Linked DNA regions of Mus musculus: all the other regions are linked to region 2. A link is a loop called in an ENCODE intact Hi-C map of the cell type or tissue named here. Cell type or tissue: left cerebral cortex. All regions are shown on one strand.

Evidence for each region. A loop is a pair of places that touch in the nucleus more often than their neighbours do. Peaks named below come from ENCODE experiments on the same cell type or tissue, not always from the same donor. Only the 100,000 strongest peaks of a DNase experiment are listed, where the experiment ranks them.
Region 1: a loop joins it to region 2, with 2.3 times the contacts of the local background. A loop is called at or near these places in 13 of 42 quality-filtered maps.
Region 3: it touches region 2 in a loop (4-fold over the local background); 3 of 42 quality-filtered maps call a loop at or near these places.
Region 4: it touches region 2 in a loop (5-fold over the local background); 13 of 42 quality-filtered maps call a loop at or near these places.

The regions. Positions count from the first base shown.
Region 1 is chr16:34,318,005-34,323,004 of GRCm38, forward strand. All of the region lies in intron 6 of Kalrn (kalirin, RhoGEF kinase), which reads right to left. Among named protein-coding and RNA genes, the nearest start is that of Kalrn, 190 kb to the right of the region's middle. In left cerebral cortex, CTCF peaks have their summits at 2,824 and 4,732; DNase peaks (open chromatin) are centred at 2,225, 2,705 and 4,735; H3K27ac peaks cover 581 bases.
Region 2 is chr16:34,697,513-34,702,512 of GRCm38, forward strand. All of the region lies in intron 5 of Ccdc14 (coiled-coil domain containing 14), which reads left to right. Among named protein-coding and RNA genes, the nearest start is that of Gm35150, 9.3 kb to the left of the region's middle. In left cerebral cortex, a CTCF peak has its summit at 2,857 (motif pointing left); a DNase peak (open chromatin) is centred at 2,853.
Region 3 is chr16:34,123,623-34,128,622 of GRCm38, forward strand. The region is part of intron 33 of Kalrn (kalirin, RhoGEF kinase); the gene reads right to left. All of the region lies in intron 1 of Gm41448 (a long non-coding RNA gene), which reads left to right. Among named protein-coding and RNA genes, the nearest start is that of Gm41448, 6.0 kb to the left of the region's middle. In left cerebral cortex, a CTCF peak has its summit at 2,115 (motif pointing right); a DNase peak (open chromatin) is centred at 2,141; H3K27ac peaks cover 1,740 bases.
Region 4 is chr16:34,300,247-34,305,246 of GRCm38, forward strand. All of the region lies in intron 9 of Kalrn (kalirin, RhoGEF kinase), which reads right to left. Among named protein-coding and RNA genes, the nearest start is that of Gm41448, 180 kb to the left of the region's middle. In left cerebral cortex, CTCF peaks have their summits at 2,062 (motif pointing right) and 3,728 (motif pointing right); DNase peaks (open chromatin) are centred at 2,056 and 3,759; H3K27ac peaks cover 238 bases.

The sequences.
Region 1 (5,000 bases), 380 kb before region 2:
TTCTGGGTATTGAACGACCCTTTCATAGGGGTCACCCAAGTCCACTGAAAAACTAGATATTTATATTATAATTCATAATAGCAGTTAAATTGCAGTTATGAAGTAGTGATAGAAGTAATTTTATGGTTGGGGGTCACCACAGTATGTGGTAATGTATTAAAGGTATTAGATGTATTAAAGGTCAGCAATAGGAAGATTAAGAAGCGCTCTTCCACAGAGATAGAAGCAAGTCACTGAGGATACAGAGTGAGGTGTTAGAGCCACTAACAGAGGTGGTGGGAAGGGTCTTCCCGACTCTGAGGGGATGGGGATGCTGGCAGCTCTCCATGGTCCCCTCTACCCTAAACCTGTGATCACAGAGGAACACACACACAAAAAAAAAATCAAACAAAAAAGGCCAGAGCTTAGCATCATATTCTGGATGCTAATCTCACAGAAAATGGTCTTATGTTTCCTTAGCAGTGGACAGGGAGCTGTCCTCCTAAAACTAACAAGCAGTTCTGCATCACAGCAAAGGCTGAGGCCATGTCCCACATCAGAGGGACGATGGGTAACTGACTTGTGTGTGTGTTTGCTCATGTTCTTCCCTACAGTTCCCATGCTGAACGACAGACACCAAGGCAAGTTACACTGTCAAGTTCATCACTTTGTTCATATTCTTAACCTAGAACCTGAGGGGAAATGGGCAGACAGGTTCTGAAACAACCCTGAATACACAGACAGCCACAAACCAGATGTGAAATGAGGAGGGTCAAGGAGAAACTCTAAAAGCTGGAAAAGCAGAGTGAGGTAAAATACTCTAAGTGGATAAACAAACAAGGTGTTCATCATTGGAGACAGACAGCATTGCTGGGCCTGTGCTCGGCCTCTCCTGCCGTTCTTTTGTGTGATGGTCCTATCTCTTTTGAAGAGCCTGTGAGAGTCAAGCTCACTCTAGGATACAGCCGGCTAAAAGGTGATCATGGCTCCTTTGGCCTTTTAAATCTGCTACGGCCATTGCCTCCACTGTCTCCCCTCCACAAGTGCTTCTGCACAGCTGTCTATTAGTCAGGCATTACTGTCACTGGACCAGAAGGAAATATGTGAGTTCTGCCCCCAGCAAGGACACTCATTTATGCTGTCATGATGCCTCTGTGCCTCAGTTTCCTCACTTGCAAAATAAGGGAGCTGAACTAGGTGATCTCAGAGCTCTTAGTTCTGGGTCAGCCGTGCCAAGGAGGCAAGGACAACAGCGCTGTCTACCCAGGAAATTCGTAGCTCAGCCTTGCTGTCCACAGGCCACAGCTTGGCTCTTCACTGCCCGCTGTATGAACACCAAGTCTGGAGCCGGATCTCCTGAGTTCTTCATGTTCTGCATGACCAATAATCCTGCCCTCTTCACACCCTCTCCCTCAGCAGAGCTTCTCAGACAAACCAGAAGTTAATAACTTGGCTGATAGCTGGCATGAGGTATGTCTTTGTGCACATACTGACCTCAGACTCACTGTTTAGGTGAAGGTGACTTTGAACTCCTGACCCTCCTGCTTCTACCCACTAAGTGCTGGAATTTTAGGCTGTGCTAACCATGCTGATGAGTATCTTCTAACATCCTTCAGCATGGATTTATTAAATTCTCCATATACACTCAGCACTACTATTATTCTTTCTGTGGTTATCATTAGTTTTTAAAGTGTAGTAGAGTGTGAGCTACAACGACAATCTACTCTATAGAACACAGTAGAGTTGCTTCATGGTCTGTTGTATCATCTACCATCCTCCTTGTCATTTGGTCACAAGAAGGAAAAATAACTAAGTCCGGCAAGATCTTGCTGACTCTTGAACCTTCTCTATTGCACCCTGCCCCCTTTCGTTACCTATGGAATTTGCCATTTGCTTGTTTCCTCTCAAAGTCACTAGTTGGAGATTACAGGCTAGACAGCCTCTTCTCCCATGACCCTGTCATCTGCCATGACTGCTGAAATCAACGAAGCAGCCCTTTTCCTGAGAACAACATGGCAGAGTCTTGAGCTTTCAGCCCTCCAGAAAGAGCTCTCACTTTGAACATTCCAAGTGGCTATGAAAACACATAAAGATGCTTACTGACAAAGGCACTGATAGCTTTCCATAAAAGGCACGAGCAAATTTTTATGAATTAGGTTCCTTTTGTGAAGGAGACAGCAGCTCTAGGAGAAACAAGCTATGATTTTAGCAACCTTAAGCTCTGTGTCGGGGGCTGGTTGCCAAGGTGATCATTGCCAGGAGTCTGCATCATTTGACTCCCATTCACTTTTCTTCTAAGAACTGGGACAACCGTCATAGCCCTGTGGTCAGAGGCTTCACTCTGATCAGACACTGTGTGGACCGGAAGTAACACAAGGCATCCAGTCAGTTGCCTGATAACTGTCAATGTGACAAACAGCGTTATCCTTTCCCTCATCCAGTTGCAGCAGACTGGCATTATCCCCCAACCTGTACAAACCAAATCAAAGTAGTAGTAAAAAGCACAATAAAAAGTATGTCAGCGTTCACAACCTGAGGCACCATGAGCGGTCAAAGTCCCATCCTGGTTCACAGAGAGCACAGTACAGTGTCCCCTACTATTCCTGGAAGATGCACTTTCCGTAGGGCCTGACACATGCGTTCCAGCTGTACAGCTGCCAGCCCCTCCCCCGCTCACGATACCTTTTCCTGGCAGATACCTGAGCCCTAGGAGGAGTGAAGTGACTGAAGCTCTGAGTTATCTACAAGGTTTTCCCTGACCCAGAGAGACCTGAGAAGTCACACCCTTCTAGCAACACTGTGTAAGAAACAGTTTTCCGATGCAGTGTGCTTCCATTCCTTAAGGTGGAGACACAGACACCCAGCAGGCTTGAACCAGACTTCTTGAGACAGCTCTACTGCTTGGCATGAGCTTGTCACAGCCACAGCAGCCACAGTTGGGCTGTCTTGTCCTCACCCAAGGGGACAAAGACTCTTCTGCTTCTCTCTGACAGGACTGCCAGGCAGGGAAGGACCTTCCTCCCTAGGCTAAGCATGGGGTCTTCATTTTATGTTCTAGGGATGGTATGACTTTGACTCCAGAGGTAGCAGAAAGTCATCAAAGATGTTGCATCTCTGTAGAAAACAAGTCCCAGGCATGGCTCTTAATCCCATACCAGTTAATGGAACCATGGCATTTCCATGGTCACATATGGATGAAAAGTCGTGGCCTGTCTGCCCAATCATCACAAGAGTGAGGCCTGAATACCACTGAGACTCAATCCTTTTAGAGCCCTTGACTCCAGATTCGAAGCTTCATGGGGAACCCAGGCCAATGACTGGCCAAGGGCCAACTCCAGCTACTAGCTGAAGTTCTGTAGCAGCTACACAGGATGGCTGGTAGCTCTTAGGAATCTGTTCTGCTAATTCTCTTAGGCATATAAAAGATGGTTTAAAACATATTCCTAATTAGAGAACACATGCATTAATTATCAGGAATAATTGTGTCCTTAACTATAATAGAGGAGATTCTCTTTCTAACCAGTTAATAGCCAAAATATCACCTCTCCGTGGGCTACAGAGCTGGTGGGATTCATGCTCAGCCTCTATTTTTATCCAGCTCATTCTTTTGTTATCAGCACTTCGGAGTGAGCCCATGCCTCTGCACATGAGAGGCCACTGAGCAACTGAGTCACACTCCAGCCCCCATTCTTATTGAGGAGCAAAAATTATTTGAAGTTTCTTTTCCACTTTGAATACTTTGGGTAGCTGTGGGATAATTTTTATTTTAATAAATTTTGACCTTTTTAATTAAAATTAAGTTTATTTAAATTATTTATCTGGCTAGGCTGTATACAGTCAGCATTAAAACTTCTCATATTTTCCCACCTTTTTGGCTTCAGTGAAGCTTTCATTTTATTTTATTTTTTCCAAGAAAAGTAGAGTCAATTTGCAAATAATGAAACAGGCAGGTTTTAATGGCTACTGTTATAAGGGATGGAAACACACTTTATTAGTTTTTCAGAAGCTAACTTCATGTAACAATGTCATTTTATACTTAGAAAATAAAAGCAGAACGTAGAAACACCTTGACTTCACTTAGGTTTGCTTAATGTTCATTAAATCAGTTGAGTGATGAGTTCACAGTCACAAGAGAACAAAGGTCCCTGCTCTGCTAAACCCGAGACAGGGTTTCTCTGTGTAGCCCTGGCTGTCCTAGAACTCACTTTGTAGACCAGTTGGCCTCGAACTCAGAAATCTGTCTGCCTCTGCCTCCCGAGTGCTGGGATTAACGGCGTGTGCCACCACACCCGGCTTAAACCCCTATCTTATTTCTACCTTTTTTCTTGCACCCTGCAACTTATATTTCTATTTTGTCACAGTCAAAGAGAGCTATAGGAAGCTATTTGAAGATTTTCTCATAATAACGTCCAGTCTTGGTAAGAAAATAGAGACCGTACCAAAGCTTGGCCAGCCTCGCCTCTCTCTGCCGCTTAATGAGACCCTGTGTAGCACTAATATCTTTGTAATCCCAAGCCCACTTTGGGTCCTAGAGCTGCTAAAGCATCAGTTTATGATTAATTAGTTTAGCATTACCATGTAAACCTGCTGATCCCACCTCGAAACATATGGACATCGGGGCTGTAACATCTGGAGTAGGAATTGATAGTGCTTAGCCACACTGCAGCAGCTACAGGAAAGCAATGAGTGCTAAGCAAAAGCTGCAACCCTGCCCCCTCACACAGCACAGGCTGCCCTCTAGGGGGCGAAGAGGGAAGCTGATGGATGACTCTGCTCTGGTTTGGCTGAAGAGTGGGGCAGTCCAGGTGGAAGCCATCTGTCACTGCTGGCCACAGAGAGGAAAGAATAGGAACGGCCTAGTGCTCAGCAAAGATAACATTGGCCCACAAATCCTTTTGCCCCTCTGGCCTGGCTTGTTGTAGAGATGTTTTCTCCAGCAATTGCTTCACAAACCATTAAACAGCCATGAAAACAATCGCCTGGCCATATGTCAAAGGGCCACAGAAACCCACAGCAGGTTG
Region 2 (5,000 bases):
CTTTTTACTGAACCTGAACTGAAGCTCACCAGTTCTGCTAGAGTGGTTGGCCAGGACGCTAGGGTCTGTCTGTCCCTGCTTCTCCAGCTCTGGGAATACAGACATGGACCACTGTGCTGAACTTTTTACATGCATATCGGGGATTTCAATCATAATTATTTTTAAAGATTTATTTATATGTGTATACTGTAGCTGTCTTCAGACACACCAGAAGAGGGCATCAGATCCCATTACAGATGGTTGTGAGCCACCATGCGGTTGCTGGGAATTGAACTCAAGACCTCTGGAAGAGCAGCCAATGCTCTTAACTGCTGAACCATCTCTCCAGCCCCAAATCATAACTATTTTAAAATTAACTTGTGTGTATATATTCTAGTTAAAGAATAAACTTGTTGAACTATAGTTAGGATATAGGACAAAAAACCTGCCAATGGTTGACACTGATTGTATCCAAATGTTGTATGCTTTCATGGTTAACCTTGCTGAAAATTAAGTGTAGTGATTCAGGAAATATTTTAAAACAAGTTTTGAGAATATTATCTTTTAAAGGCATATAGCATTAAACAGTTCAAAATGAAGTTGAAAAGTCTACACTATGAATTTCACTGTTAAATTAACATGGAATTGTACACATTTATGGGGTACAGTGTGATGTTTCCACCCATGTACAGTGCATAGCAATCAAACTAGATTACAATGGGAATTCAGAGTGGAATCAGCTAGTCCTACTCTTCAGATGGGCCAGTACTTAAGGCTTAATGTCAGTCAGTACTTAAGGGTATGCATACATTTTACACAAGGGGTAAAGTTTAAAAAACAAAACATCTAAGACAATCCCCCTGGGTATTAAGAGATCAAGATGCAAACAGCCTAGAAAATAGAGATGGAAAGACTGGCCATTGTCATTCCATATGATCACTTGTTAAGAGAGTGAAGGCTAGAAAACCAGCTCCCTTCATTTCTCCATCTTGGAGACTGTACTGGCTGGCTTTGTGTCTACTTGACACAGCTGGAGTTATCACAGAGAAAGGAGCTTCAGTTGAGGAAATGCCTCCACGAGATCCAGCTGTAAGGCATTTTCTCAATTAGTGATCAAGGGGAAAGGCCCCTTGTGGGTGGTGCCATCTCTGGGCTGGTAGTCTTGGTTCTATAAGAGAGCAGGCTGAGCAAGCCAGGAGAGGCAAGCCAGTAAAGACCATCCCTCCATGGCTCTGCATCAGCTCCTGCTCCCTGACCTGCTTGAGTTCCAGTCCTGACTTCCTTTGGTGATGAACAGCAACGTGGAAGTTTAAGCTGAATAAACCCTTTCCTCCCCAACTTGCTTCTTGGTCATGATGTTTGTGCAGGAATAGAAACCCTGACTAAGACAGAGACCAATCACTTTCTATTCTGCTTGCCTGCACTGCCCACGTGTGCCTTGAAATGTGACAGTGCACCTAGTGTGTGATAATGTAAGTCCCTTTTTCCAGCCCCTCCTCCTGGGATGACAACTCTGAGACTAATTATTTATTAATTAATGCCTAGGCCACAAGCTTTGGCTCATTCCCCTGACTAGCTCGTAACTTATTTAACCCATTCTAACTATTCTATGTCTTCCTCATGGTTAGTTACCTCTCCTCAGCTTCATGCACCCAAGTCCAGGGCGAATTTCCTTTTAATTCTATCCTGAGTTCATCTACCTGCTGGTTAGTTAGCTCTCCTCCAGTCCCACCTGCTTCTTCCTCAGCATCTGGCTCTCAAATTTCCCATGCCTCTCTATTTTCCAGAATCCTCTGTCTTCCTGCCAGTGTCCCGCCTCCTATTTCCTGCCTCAGCTCATTGGCCATAGGCTTTTTTATTGACAGGTGGTGCTTATAAGCGATCACTACATTGGTAGGCTGAATGTGTGTATATTTTTGTATGTATGTCTTCACATTAGTGCTGTGTACCCATGTGCTACACATGTTTGTCTTTCCTTATCACGTCCTGCCTTTATTCTTACTGAACCTGAAGCTTATAGATTTGACTAGGCAGGCTGGCCACTAAACTCCATGGATCCATCTGTCCCTGCCTCCCCTTTGCTGGGGTTAAGGACCATACTGCCTGTCAGTCCCTGCCAGCTCCTGGGGATGGAAACTCTGGTTCTTGTGCTTGAGCCAGCAGGTACTTCACTGACTGGGCTATTTTTCTAATCCCTAGGCTGAAATTTTAATTAATTTAGTAAATTTGAAAACTGATATCCAATTATAAAACTCCTAAGACTATTGGAATACTTCTGGTGTGTAAATCTACTCTTTCAGCTATAAATTATACACAGTCTAAATAGAGATGGAGTGTTTCTCATAAAGATTTAGCATCTGTTTTGAGGTATGCTATAAATAGATGCTGGGCGTTACACACTGCAATGTCAGTGCTTTTGTTATATTTCCTTCTTTATTTTTGTGGTGTTGGAGATCAAACTGAGGCCTTCAGTGTTGTAGGCAAGAACTATACTACTGAGCTGCAGCCTCGGCTCTGGCTACATGTAACTAAAACATGGAAAGTAAGTCGTCCCTTTAATTTTTTGGTATGACTACTTAAAATTTTAAATTAAATATATTGCTTATATTATGTTCCTGTTGGACAGTATCAGTCTTAACTAGGGTCCATTCCATATAGCCAGTTGTGTTTTTAGAAATGGTGTTTAGTTTTACTTTATAATTAAAGCTTTGTTAGAACCTACTGTTCATAGGTCGTATGTGGCTGCTTTCGTACTACGGTGGCATTGAGTAGTTGTGACAGAGACAAGTTAGCTCATAAGCCTGGAATGTTTATTCTCTCTGGCCTTTTAAGAAAGAAGCGTGTTTGGAGTTTTTTAGTTTCTGTGAGATGGCGACATCTGCTGGCAGAGGCAGGACTGTGTAGCTCAGCTTAATAAGACTACAGAAGGAAGTCCAGTGAGCTAGTGGATTGAGAACATGTGCCGGTGAACATGGACTCAGAGCTCCTCAGATTAGACAATTCTTAAGGAACCAGAAGTCTAAAAAAGAGAGGACTAGGATTCAAAAGGAGAGGACAAGATTGTGCTTTGCTGTGCTGTGCTGTGTTGTGCTGTGTGCTGTGCTGTGCTGTGTTGTGCTGGGCTGTGCTGTGTTGTGCTGTGTTGTGCTGTGTGCTGTGTGCTGTGCTTGGCTGTGCTGTGCTGTGCTGTGCTGTGTTGTGCTGTGTGCTGTGCTGGGCTGTGCTGTGCTGTGGGCTGTGATCTCCCGTGGACCATCTTAGACTCCTGAGTTAAAATAGCTTTAGAGGATATTTTTCTATTTCCTTTATTGTAAAATTATTTTAATAAAAACTGATACTTTATAGGAAGTTATTAGCTAGTTTTGTAGCTCGTCTGATAGAGATGATCTGTTATTGCTATGGGTTTTCGTCATCTCAGAGGGATCACGTTTAGAAATATATTTCTAGATAGCAAGATTTATGAAAATGAAGTATTTACTTATCTGCTCAGTTTGCAGCTATTGGATGATATAACATTGCTGAGTGTTTACTCTGTGCTACATACTGTTCTGAGGCGTTGCCAAGTGCTACTTACAGTTCAGCGATCTTTAGAAGTTGGTGATTTTATTTGCATTTTACTCTGTCTTTGTGTTTAATAGCAATGAGGTTATGCAAAGTAAAAAGACACTCATAGTATTACCGATTGACTTTAGCTCTGTAACCAGTGTTGGGGGATGGACTGAAAGAGTGACAGGAAATTGAAGGAGTGGGTTAGGGTACCTCTGTGTGAGGAAGTGATTGGCAGCACCGAGCAAACTCGCTTTTTCCACTCTGAAAACTAAAGGAAGCAGCAGCCTATCCTGGAGCTGTTCATATAGTGAAGCAGCATTAGGGAGGTGGATAGACCGATGGCTAGCCTACCCCTCATATAAAGGAAAAAATGGCCTCTCCAGTCCTGTGTGCATGTGCGCATAGCAGAGGCTGACATCAGGTGTCTTCCTCCTAACACCTCATCTTTTTTTTGGTTTACTTATGTATTTATTTTGGTGACACAGTTTCATGAAAGTCAGGCTGTCTTCAAACAGGATATGAAGCTGAGAATGTCCTTGACTTGTTGTTGTTGCTCTTGTTTTGTTTTTCTTTTTTATTTTATTTTTAACATATATAAGAAATAAATGTAAAAAACCAAATACGTGGACAAAAAATACAAGAATCATATGATCATCTCAATGGGAGCACAAAAAAACAAAAAGTCTTTGATAAAATTCAACATGCATTCTTAATAAAAGCTCTAGAACAAGTAGGACTGTAGGAAACATATTCCAATAAAAGTTATAAATGACAAACACATAGCCAATATCATCCTAAATGAATGAAACCATTAATAAGCGCCATTAAAATCGGGAATGGGAGAGGAGTGCCCACTGTCTCTACTGCTTATCAATAACATGATTGAAGCATTAGCTGGAGCAATAAGGCAAGAGAAGGGATACAAATGGAAAAATATTAAGTCAAATTATTTTCAATTGAAGATTATATTATCTTATATCCAATATTCCAAAAATTTGACTAGAAAAATTGTAGAAATTATTAATAATCTCAGCAAAGTGTTATGATACATAATTGACTTACAAAATTTACCAGTCTTAATACATAAAAGTAACAAGCCTGCTGGGAGAGAGGTCATGGATGTGCTCCTCTTCCCAGTTTCTCAAAATATTTAGAATATACAAAACCAAAGAGGAAAAAATAAAAAAACAAAAACCTCTACTATGAAAACTTTAAATGTGTGAAGAAAGAGATTAAGAAACATTCTAGAATTTGAAGACATCCCAAGCTTATAGCTTGGTAGAATTAACATTGTGAAAAAAAGACCTACCTACTAAAACAATTTACTGATTTAATGAAATCACAATCAACTTCCTTATTTCATTCTTCACATAAATAGAAAGAAAATCCTCAATTTGATATGGATCAACAAAAGACCCAGAATAGCCAATTAGTCCTAGATAAGTGCTTGTTTCTATGTATGCATTCTGCTT
Region 3 (5,000 bases), 570 kb before region 2:
AACACGGAGTGCTCCCACTGGCTGCCTGTCTGTTTCCACTACTGTGTCCTAGGCCCTATAGTCCGTTTGCCCTAGGACCCTTCCCCTTTTAAATCATCTCACCTTTTTTGGTTTGTCTATAATTCTACTAAACTGTAAACTTGACAAAAATTACTTAAGGGTGAGTTGTAACCTTTAAGAACAAAGAGAATAGGAGATCATGTAGGTGGACATGTACAGGAGAGGCCAACCTGTTTTCATTATGCTTTACTTTCTGAATGACAGACAGTAGACATAACAGAACCATATGACTTAGTAGAACAGAGAGAGGAGATAAGGTGCCTGCCAATCAGTTAGCTTTGCATAGCCCCCTGACAGGCTTAGGAAGTAGAAGCACCAGGCAGCATATACTGTGTCTATGTATATGTGTGCACATGCATATATGTGGATATGTGTATACGTGGAGGTAAGGCAGGTGGATGGGTTAAAAGTCTGTAGAGACCCTTAAACCTGCCCTCTATCTTGTCCATCCTGCTCTGGAAAGTTGAAATTCAATGCAGGTCTACATACAGAAGTAGGAAAGTGGCCACCACTGTGTTCCTCCAGCCCCCAGAGCACTGGCAGCCAAACAGAAACATTTGGATAGATCTGACAATAGAAACATTTGGATAGATTTGACCATTGTTTACTGAAGAAGCCAGAGGACTTAGAGACACTTGAATACTGACATTGAGAGTCTCTCCACCAAAGCACATCACGATGACACCTGACAGACAACAGTCCTGCTCCTTGTACCAACATCTGGTGTACCTCATGCATGCACACGTATCCTCAGCTTCAGAGAAGCCTAACAGAGGCTAAAACAGGTAGATACATATGAGCAGGACACACTACAGTGTGGTTCTTGACCCGATGTTTCAAGAGGCTGATAGGAAGAATTAAAACCCCATCCTGGAGCATGGCACTAGGAAATATTTTACAAAAGGCCACCCTGAAGCCCTCTGAGGGCAGAGGAGGAGGAGTCAGGTGAGACACAACAGTAACAGTCCTTGGCAACAGCAGATTTCAAAAGCTACAGTGAAACAAAGAGAATGGCAAACTCCTCCAAAATTCCAAGGAGGAATCCTGCTCCTGACCAGAATAGAGCTTTCTACAGGCATCTTCAAAGCGGCAGTCTCACATGTCCTATGTCCTTCAGCCACAAGTGTTCAATAAAAACATTTTTTGTTTGTTTTTTGACACGGGGTTTCTTTCTGTGTATCCCTGGCTGCCCCCGAACTCACTCTGTAGACCAGGCTGGCCTCAAACTCAGAAATCCACCTGCCTCTGCCTCCCTAGTGCTGGAATTAAAGGCATGTGACACCACTCCCTGATTTATTCTCTATCTTTAAAAAATGTATTATTTTTCTATGCACCCACTGTCTGTTCTTTATCTCTGCCCCTCCCCAGGCTTCAGAGAACAGAGAGTTGATGTTGAATTTAGTAGAGTGTTAAGGGTAGTGGCAGCTACTCTTCATTTCTTTCCCACTTCTTTGCCTCTGGAGAGCCCACACAAGTTATCAACAGAGATATGCCCAGGAGGGCTAAGCAGGTCTTTACCCATGGAGGCGACAATCCCACCAAGAGAGAGGCCATCCCAGTAAGTCTTGAGTTTGACCAAGGCTGTCTACACCATGACTCTAATTGTGCCCATGGGAGGCAATTTCCTGCATCATCAGAAAGAGAACTCCAGCTGACCTTCGGAGGAGGCAGCAGACATGGCTGGGGGAAACATGAGATTAAAGAGAAGGACAAAAGCTGTGAGTTTCTCTGAATGCCTCCAGGCAGCCCTGCAAAAGGTCTGCTGTCATAGGACACTAGAGAGCTGAACATCGGAGGAAAGCAGGCCAAAGACCGGAAGTGATTGTTTTCACGGTGCAGACTACGATCAAGCCTCAGATGTTCAGCTGTGGCTCACAAGATGACCCTTTCTGATCACCCCATCTCCCCTCCTGCTCCATTCTGCATGTACAGTCACACACCCTCTAGATACCCTTGGCTACTGCTCCCTAGTCTCTGTGCCTATAAAGTGCAGCTCCACCTTCCCCTCCTGTCCTTACTATTTGGACCGACTTGGCAGGCACTGTTGGCCACTAGAGAGCAGCAACGGCTAGGAGTTAGAAAAGGAAACCACCAACTTGCTTAGCAGATGGCAGGCTCTCAAGAGAGTCCTCCTGCCCAGCTGAAGTACACTTCTAGTTCAGGCAGAAACCACAAGGAAGCCATTGTGCATCACAGCTGGTGGGTACCAGGTGTTTACTGTTTCTTGGGAAGGAATTCCTCATTAGGAAATGAGCAACCAGAGACCAGAGCAAGTTGTGGGGTCTGATTGTAACCTTAGCAAGTGTGATCCAGGATTCCTGGTTCTTGCCTGTATGCCCGTCCAAAACACTGTGCACCAAGGTGGTGGTTGTTGTTGTTGCTGCTGCTGCTTTTGTTCCTCTTCCTCCCCCCCTCCTCCCCCTCCTCCTCCTCTTCTTCTCCTCCTTTTTCTCCTATTCCTTCTCCTCCTCCTTCTCCCATTTTCCTCTTCCTCTTCTTCCTTCTCTTCCTCCTCCTCTTCTTCTTCCTTCTTCCTGCATGTCCCCTTATGGCTTATCCTGGGTTAACCACCTGCCCACCCAGATCTCAAAATACATTTGGACAAACTAGTTGAGATAGTTATAACCGATCTGGCAGTGCTGTAAATGACTAAAACTCTTTCTTCCGTCTGTTGGCCAGCCCCATGCTAACCTTAGTCCTCACTGTCAACCAAAGCCTTTCTGCAGGCACTTCTTTCTGGGCTACTGTGTCTACTCGTCTCAGACCATCCGGCCACGTACGTGCGGCCCCTAGGCCTGGACTTCTGGATCTCCCCATACGCCCAACTTGTTTGGCTTTTGCCTCTCCAAATATGTTCTCTACTGGGTTTCTGGATGATGCCTGGGCTATGTCCTGGTCATTTCTTCCCCTGGACTTAATGATGGTCAATATTCCAACTGAGATAGTTCTCTATTCCTCTTTGCTCCTGGAGCTCATGGTTCCTATATCATATGTCTTACATTCTTTGTTGGACATCCTGAACTACTTCTGGAACTTCCTCAGACTGTAACTTTTAAAGACATTTTAGGTGATTTGTGCATGTATGCATACTATAAAATTATTTTCTGGCTTAGCTATTGAAGTATTTTTACGGTAGATTTTTGTTTTTGTTTTGTTTAAGACAGGGTCTCTCTCTATAGCCCTAGACTTTGGCTGTCCTGAAACTCACTATGTAGACCAAACCTCGAACTCACAGAGATCCACTTGTTTCTGCTTCCCAAGAGCTGGGATTAAAGGTGTGCACCATTATGTCGAGTTTTATAGTAGATTATTAACTTTATCAATTTCCCCTCTTCTATGGTACTGTTTTAACAATGGAGTATCTTATAGTTCCATGGTTTATTATCATTAAAAAGAACTGTAGCTGTGTGTGTGTGTGTATGCATGCCTGTGTGTGCATACATGTCTTTATGCACATCATTTACTAAGAGCTAAGCGGTTCTTACTGTTTCCTTACAATTTTTGTCACTTTGAGCTTTTCTTGCCATAAAATAAGTCAGCGTTTCTATCCCACATGCGATGTATCTGTCAGTTGTGATGGCTATGGGAATTGGTCAGGCTAAGAACCTTCAAGACAACATGGTGATTGAGAATCTGGGTTGGAGCTCAGCAGCTCTGGATCTGACTCAAGTTCTATTACAGATTGGCTGTATCATCTGCGAAATGTTAGAGGTGTGGACATGGTTTCTCTCCAGGATTCAGTCCCACACTGAATATGCCACACTTGAATATGAAGGCCAAATTAATAGGGGGATGTTTGTTAAAGGAGGGAGCAGCTGGAGGTACCTGAATGGCAAGGCTGGTTGAGCCTCTGAGGCTGCATGTGATGTCCCCTCCAGGCCAGCCTGTACCTGGTCCTGCTAAATAGCCCAGTGGTGTTGAGCAGTCAGGGCTGAGAACATAGGATTTTGCCTCCTTTCCTTCTGACAACCATGGCTGGCAGTGACCATGATGGTGATGGTGGTGAGGTATTACAGAAGAAAAGTAAGATGTAGCTCCCAGCAGAACACTCAAGCTAGACTTAAGACTTAGCAACTATGGCAATGGGAAAAGTCAAGAGTATATACACCCTTCAAGAACCAGGGATGGGGATTTTATTCACTTTTAAATATGAGCCAATTATATCAAACAGGGATTGAGAACAGACAGGTCATTTCAGGGAGGGAAGAGAAATTTTGATTTAAACATATTTAAAATTTTATTATTCATTTCTTCCTGTGCTGCTTCCTCTGGATTTTGGAGTACAGTGGCTAGAGTGGACCAGCTTGGCTTGAAACATGTTCTGGACGGAAAGAGAAGTCAGGGATGGAGGATTTGGTGATGGAAATCCCAGGCTCTGGGAACCCCAGGCTGCAGCTGAGAGTTCCCTGCGGTAGTTCTCAGGAGGAGAACAGATTCTCTTATATCTTTGGGGAAAACCAGAACCTGTGGGAATGGCGGGAGGGAGAGTTTGGAACTGCACCTTTGGGGATGCTCTGGGCCTCCTTTCAGCATCTGGGAGGCAGAGGAAACTTAGTCAGGAATGGCCAGGGGCGACAGCTTTGGAATATCTCCTATCTCATCAGTGAGGAAAGGAGTGTCCAGATGGAGCCCAGAACTGGCAAATAAGAGAGAGCACGTCTACCGTGGGTGCCACTGTGGTAGAGCCTTGCAGAGAGGCTGGGCTTCAGGTTTTCAAAGGGGGCTCCCTCAGGGTGAGAGGAGGGGCATGTGGCACTAGGCCTTGGTTGGACCCCAGACCTGTCTTAATGGCACAGATGAGCAGGGACTAATGACACAGATGTGATAAAGATGGAGCCATCTCTGAAGCAGGTGCAGCTCTGCCTTCTCTCTCAGCCTCTGGAGGGAACTCAAGCCAGGGCACGCTGCTCTTTTTGGCAAAGGGTGGGAGACAGAGGTTC
Region 4 (5,000 bases), 400 kb before region 2:
ACACTCACACACACACTATCACACACACTCACACACACAAGCATGCACACACATTCAAAAACACAAACTCGCACCCTTGCATGCATGCACATACACTCAAAAACATACACATGTGTGCATACACATACACACACTCAAACACACATGCACACACAGCAACACCATGGGAGATAGTTGCGATGGGAACAAGAAGCAAGGCACACAGAAAGAGGGTGTAGAGGGCAGGTGGATGTAGGATGGAAATGGGATCCAGAGGAAGAAGGTACAAGAGGAACACGAAAATCCCAGGAAGAAGTATATGAACATGGAAGCAACTAGCCTCTGACCTGCGGCATCCAAGAAAATGCAGAGAGAAGCGGCACCCATTGCCTCCCTCTTCCTAGGGGAGAAGGGTGGAGCATGCCCAATAAAGTGAAAGCACATAGAGACAGGTGTGTGTGTGTGTGTGTGTGTGTGTGTCCCTATCTTCCCTCCAATCAGAGAGCTATTCTGCCCTCCTTCCCTCCTTCCCTTGGCACACTCAGCTAAGCCTCCTGGTACTCTGGCTGGGATTTCGTTCTGCCTAAAGAATTCTTGTGTTTTATACTTGAAAATGTCTGAATGAGTGGATTATCACCATTAAAAATTTAAGTGAGAAATTTAAAGTGCTAATTACTGCCACAGGCAAGTGAGTTTTATTCAAATATATGCTACAAAGGACGGAACCAGCAAGGCTGAGTTAACATCACAGGCTGTGAAAAATGGGAACTGGGAGCTGGTGTCCTAGAGTAACTTGTATCATGTGTAAGGAGGTGTAGAGAGGAGTTCTTAAATGATGGGGCACAAGGAAAGGTTGCAGGGAGTAAGTGTGACTGTTCTTGTGACACAGTTTGAGGATCAGTCTTAGGCTGCCAGTAGGAACCCAACATAGGAAAAATCTCTCCCAGGGCTCTTTCGATCAGTGATGTTCCACACTAAATGAAAAACCCCTAAAGCTGGGGTGTGTCTTATTCTCACTCTCCCCCATGGTGCTGCAGTGTAAGCTAATGGCATGAGCTCCAATGTCAGGTAGACCTGGGTTTGATGCTAATCTGCCATCAGGAGTTGGATTAGAAGTGAGTTGACTTAACCTATCTCTGCCTCAATTTCCTTCTCAGAAGGATGGAGACCAAACTGCCACCTACCTCATGGTGTTGGGAGATTAAATAGGAAAAAGCAAGTGAAGGGACTAGATGTCCAATCATATTTCCTCATACAGATGGCGAATCCTGAGCTCTGAACAATGTACCTTCTAATCTTTTCTTTGATGTTTGACTGTCTTCCCAATGTTCTTATCATAAGATTGGTCCATTTCTAATCTGACAACTCTTCATATGTGTATTCTAAGATCTGATTGTGTGCACAAGGTGCATGAGTCTTTCGCTCTTAGACTTTAATCTTTCCCTGTGTAGGAAAAGTTAGTTTCCAGCCTCATCGTGTTTTGGTCACCTTTTGTTGCTGTTGCTAATCATTTTCAAGGCAACCCACAATGCACACCTTTTACTACATAATATTGCTAATTGGATTATTTAATGGCTAAACTCACTTAGTCTGATTAGGGAGCTATAGTCACTACAGTTAATGAATGACTGATTATCTGTAATTAAAAAAATACTCACAATTCTCTTTCAGGCATTTTTTTGGCAAACAAAATAAACAGAGTAAAATCTATAATTTTCCACATGAGGCACCAGGAAAATTAATGCAGGAAGATTGCTGTGCAGCTCAGGAAGTCTGGTTCTAACAGTACTCTTCATCAGCTCAGAACATTGCCACCATGCAAGCCAAATCTTGATGCCACTCCTCTGTTAGCTTACAGGAGCAGACTGTTTAAAAACAAGATGTTCTTTTTAAGGGGAGGCATGGGAGCCTCAAAGGTGCCACCTCCCCATGAACACACCCATCTTCCAGCCTGCAGTGGGCACACAGCCAGACTTCCTCTCTCTGCTCTGCCTGTATATGGCTTAGTGCTTTGCACTCTGACCTTCCTAAGAACACTGCTCCAAGCTCTCTGCCTATGCACCAAGAACCAGTGTGACTCTCACCCCACCACCAGAGGGAGCTCTACGCTGGACTACACCAGTTCATTCTTTTGCTTTCTGCCTGGAACCAGAAAGCCCTATGGTGCATATGTCTTCTCAGGAGCAGGGGCTTCAAACTACCAGCATAACTAGACAGTCCAAAAAACACTGTAGGGCCATTAAACAAAACAAAAAACAGGCAAGGAAGAAAGGGAGGCAGAACAAGTTGACCTGCTGGGTTACTCTGAAAACAGTTCCTCTGACTAAGAAAACACACAAGCAATTTACTTCTCACAACAAATAGATGTCTAGTTAGTAGTTACTCCCTGCTCTTCCCAACCATATGAGGTCTATGTGGGCTTTTGCACACACAGGAAGCCAGAGGAGTTACAGGACCATAAAAGGCATAAGGTGGAGACTGGCTGATGCTGATAGGACTGCTTTTATGCCTGATGCTGACAGGGACTTCTTTTATGGCTGTTGCTCAATGCTGTTCTATGCTAAGCTGAGGGGAAAAAAAAACCCTGAAAAAACCTCCACACTGACTGAATAGCAGGCAACCTTCTCTTTCTTCGGTTAATGAATCCAAATTCCAGTTTTACCTGTAAGCCAAATTTCCAACATTCCCACACCCAGCAGTGAGAAAGAAAGCTGAGAACACGCCTGTGGGGACCAAGGGAAGGAAACTTCTAGAAGCAAGTGTTTAAATGGAATCTCTCCCACTGACATCTTTGGCTTACACATCTCTCCTTCACAATGATTTCAAGCCTAAAAGGGCAAAATATTCCTACCAGGGTAAGATCTAACTCCAGAAATAGCACTGGGGCAAGATGGCAGACAGGCGGAGCTTGGCCCGCCCTCCATCATCCCGTTAGGAGACTGGCTCTTTCTTCTGTCTGCATTTTGCACCATTGTTCCTCCCTCTGCAGCTACACCTGCCTTAATGGCTTTCCTCTTTAAGTCCGCTCCCCCTTTCTTTGCTCACTGCCTGTCATTCTTTGTATGTGGTCTATCTTCCCCTGTGTGTAATATGCATCATTCTGTCTTCCCTGTCTTATTTTCTATCTTCTTGTGTCTCTCTTGGGCCTTTTTCTAAGACAACTGGAGTGTGGACTAGACTACCTACTTTCTGCTCCTGGCATTACCATCACCTAGCTGTGTGGTTATGACCAAGTCTCTTGACACTGATGGGACTCAATTCCCTCAACTGTATAGTCAGTTTGACTGGCTATGGTTTTGTTTTATTTATTTATTTTAATTTTTATTGGATATTTTCTTTATTTACATCTCAAACATTATCCCCTTTCCTGGTTTCCCCTCCAAAAAATACCCTTCCCCTACCCCCTCTCCCTGCTCCCCCCACTCACCAACCCACCCACTCCTGCTTCCTGACCCTGGCATTCCCCCACACTGGGGGATAGAGCCTTCATAGGACAAAGGGCCTCTCCCCCATTGATGTCCGACTAGGCAATCCTCTGCTGCATATGCAGCTGGAGCCATGAGTCCCACCATGTGTGCTCTTTGGTTGATGGTTTAGTCCCTGGGAGCTCTGAGGGTACTGGTTAGCTATGTTGATTGCTGGCTGTGTTGAGCTTTGAGATTTAGTCACTGAATGTAATGGAGTCCTTTATCAGCCAACATACAGAGAGGATGTTGAGGAGTTCCCAACAACACAAGCACCAGGGGGCACCCAAGGACCATGGACAGAGAATGTGGTCATGTGATAGGCAGCTACTGTATTTGATTCTGTGTCATGAGGAAGGTGCTATTGTTTTAGAAGTGGGGGGAAAACCCCAGAAGCATCATGGGATGCAGCGATTTGTCCGTGTTCTGCTGGTCGCAGAGATCAGACGTGCTGAGGAACATGATTTGCTGACCACTGAGCCAGTGCTCTGGTGTCTTCCCTTCTGCTTTCCCCAGGCTGATGATGGTTGCACACGAGCCTCCTGTGCAGGTTTCTGAGAAAACGTCTCTGGATCCCAGTGTGCTTAGCTATCTTGGGTCCAGACTATATGTAGGATTCAAAGAACTCTCTCTTCCTTTAAGACACTGATGCTGATGCCTCCTCACTCCTTTGCCTGAAAGCGTTGCAGTAATACTCAGTCACCCTGCATGTTGATGGGCATGCTCTGGTAGACCTGCACTTTATATTTTCTTGTATCTTTCTAATTAACTAACCTGGTATCTCACCAGTATTTAGTTCAGTTCTGGGCCCGTGGAAGAGACCAGAACTCGCTGAAGAACCAGTGAGCATCATGGCATTCCTGAGCATTGAGGTTTTGTTGTCCCTGTGCCCTTAGCCTGGGCCATAAACACCAAGAACTTAAAGCTATTCTATTACAGTCCTGTTGGCTGGCTCCAGCTACTCACCAATAAAACACCTACTGCATGGGTGAGGGAGGGCTAAGTAGTCACTTGACCAAAGCAAGTGGAAGGGGTCTTCTGATAATTCCTGGTCAATTTATCAAGCATAAAGAGAACACCAGCTAACGTAGACAGACCTAAAAGCTGTAAAGAACAAAGAAAGAAAGAAATCCTAATTTCTGTTCTTGAATAGATGGGAATTAATGAGACACACAGGTTTTAAATGATGATGCGATTCAATGGCGAGTATGTTATCAAGATTCTGTTTCTTTTTTGAGATCAAACCTCACATAGCTCAAGCTGGCCTTGGACTCAATATGCAGCTTAAGATGGCCTTAAATTCGGCATCATAAATGCTAGGATTACAGGCACAAACTTGCACACCGGGCTGGAGCAGGGAAATAACTTGCGTAGTCTGTACCCAAAAACAAGGACAGGCTCATGCAAGGCTGGGAGTTAAGAGACCGAAGACTACGTTCATCACACCGACCCTCATACCTGTGAGTTCAGACAACCCCCAGGCAGAAATGACAGACTGGATGTCATGCAGGCAACCAAGACTCAGCAGTGGGGTTGCTCAGCCTTACTTTCGGGTTT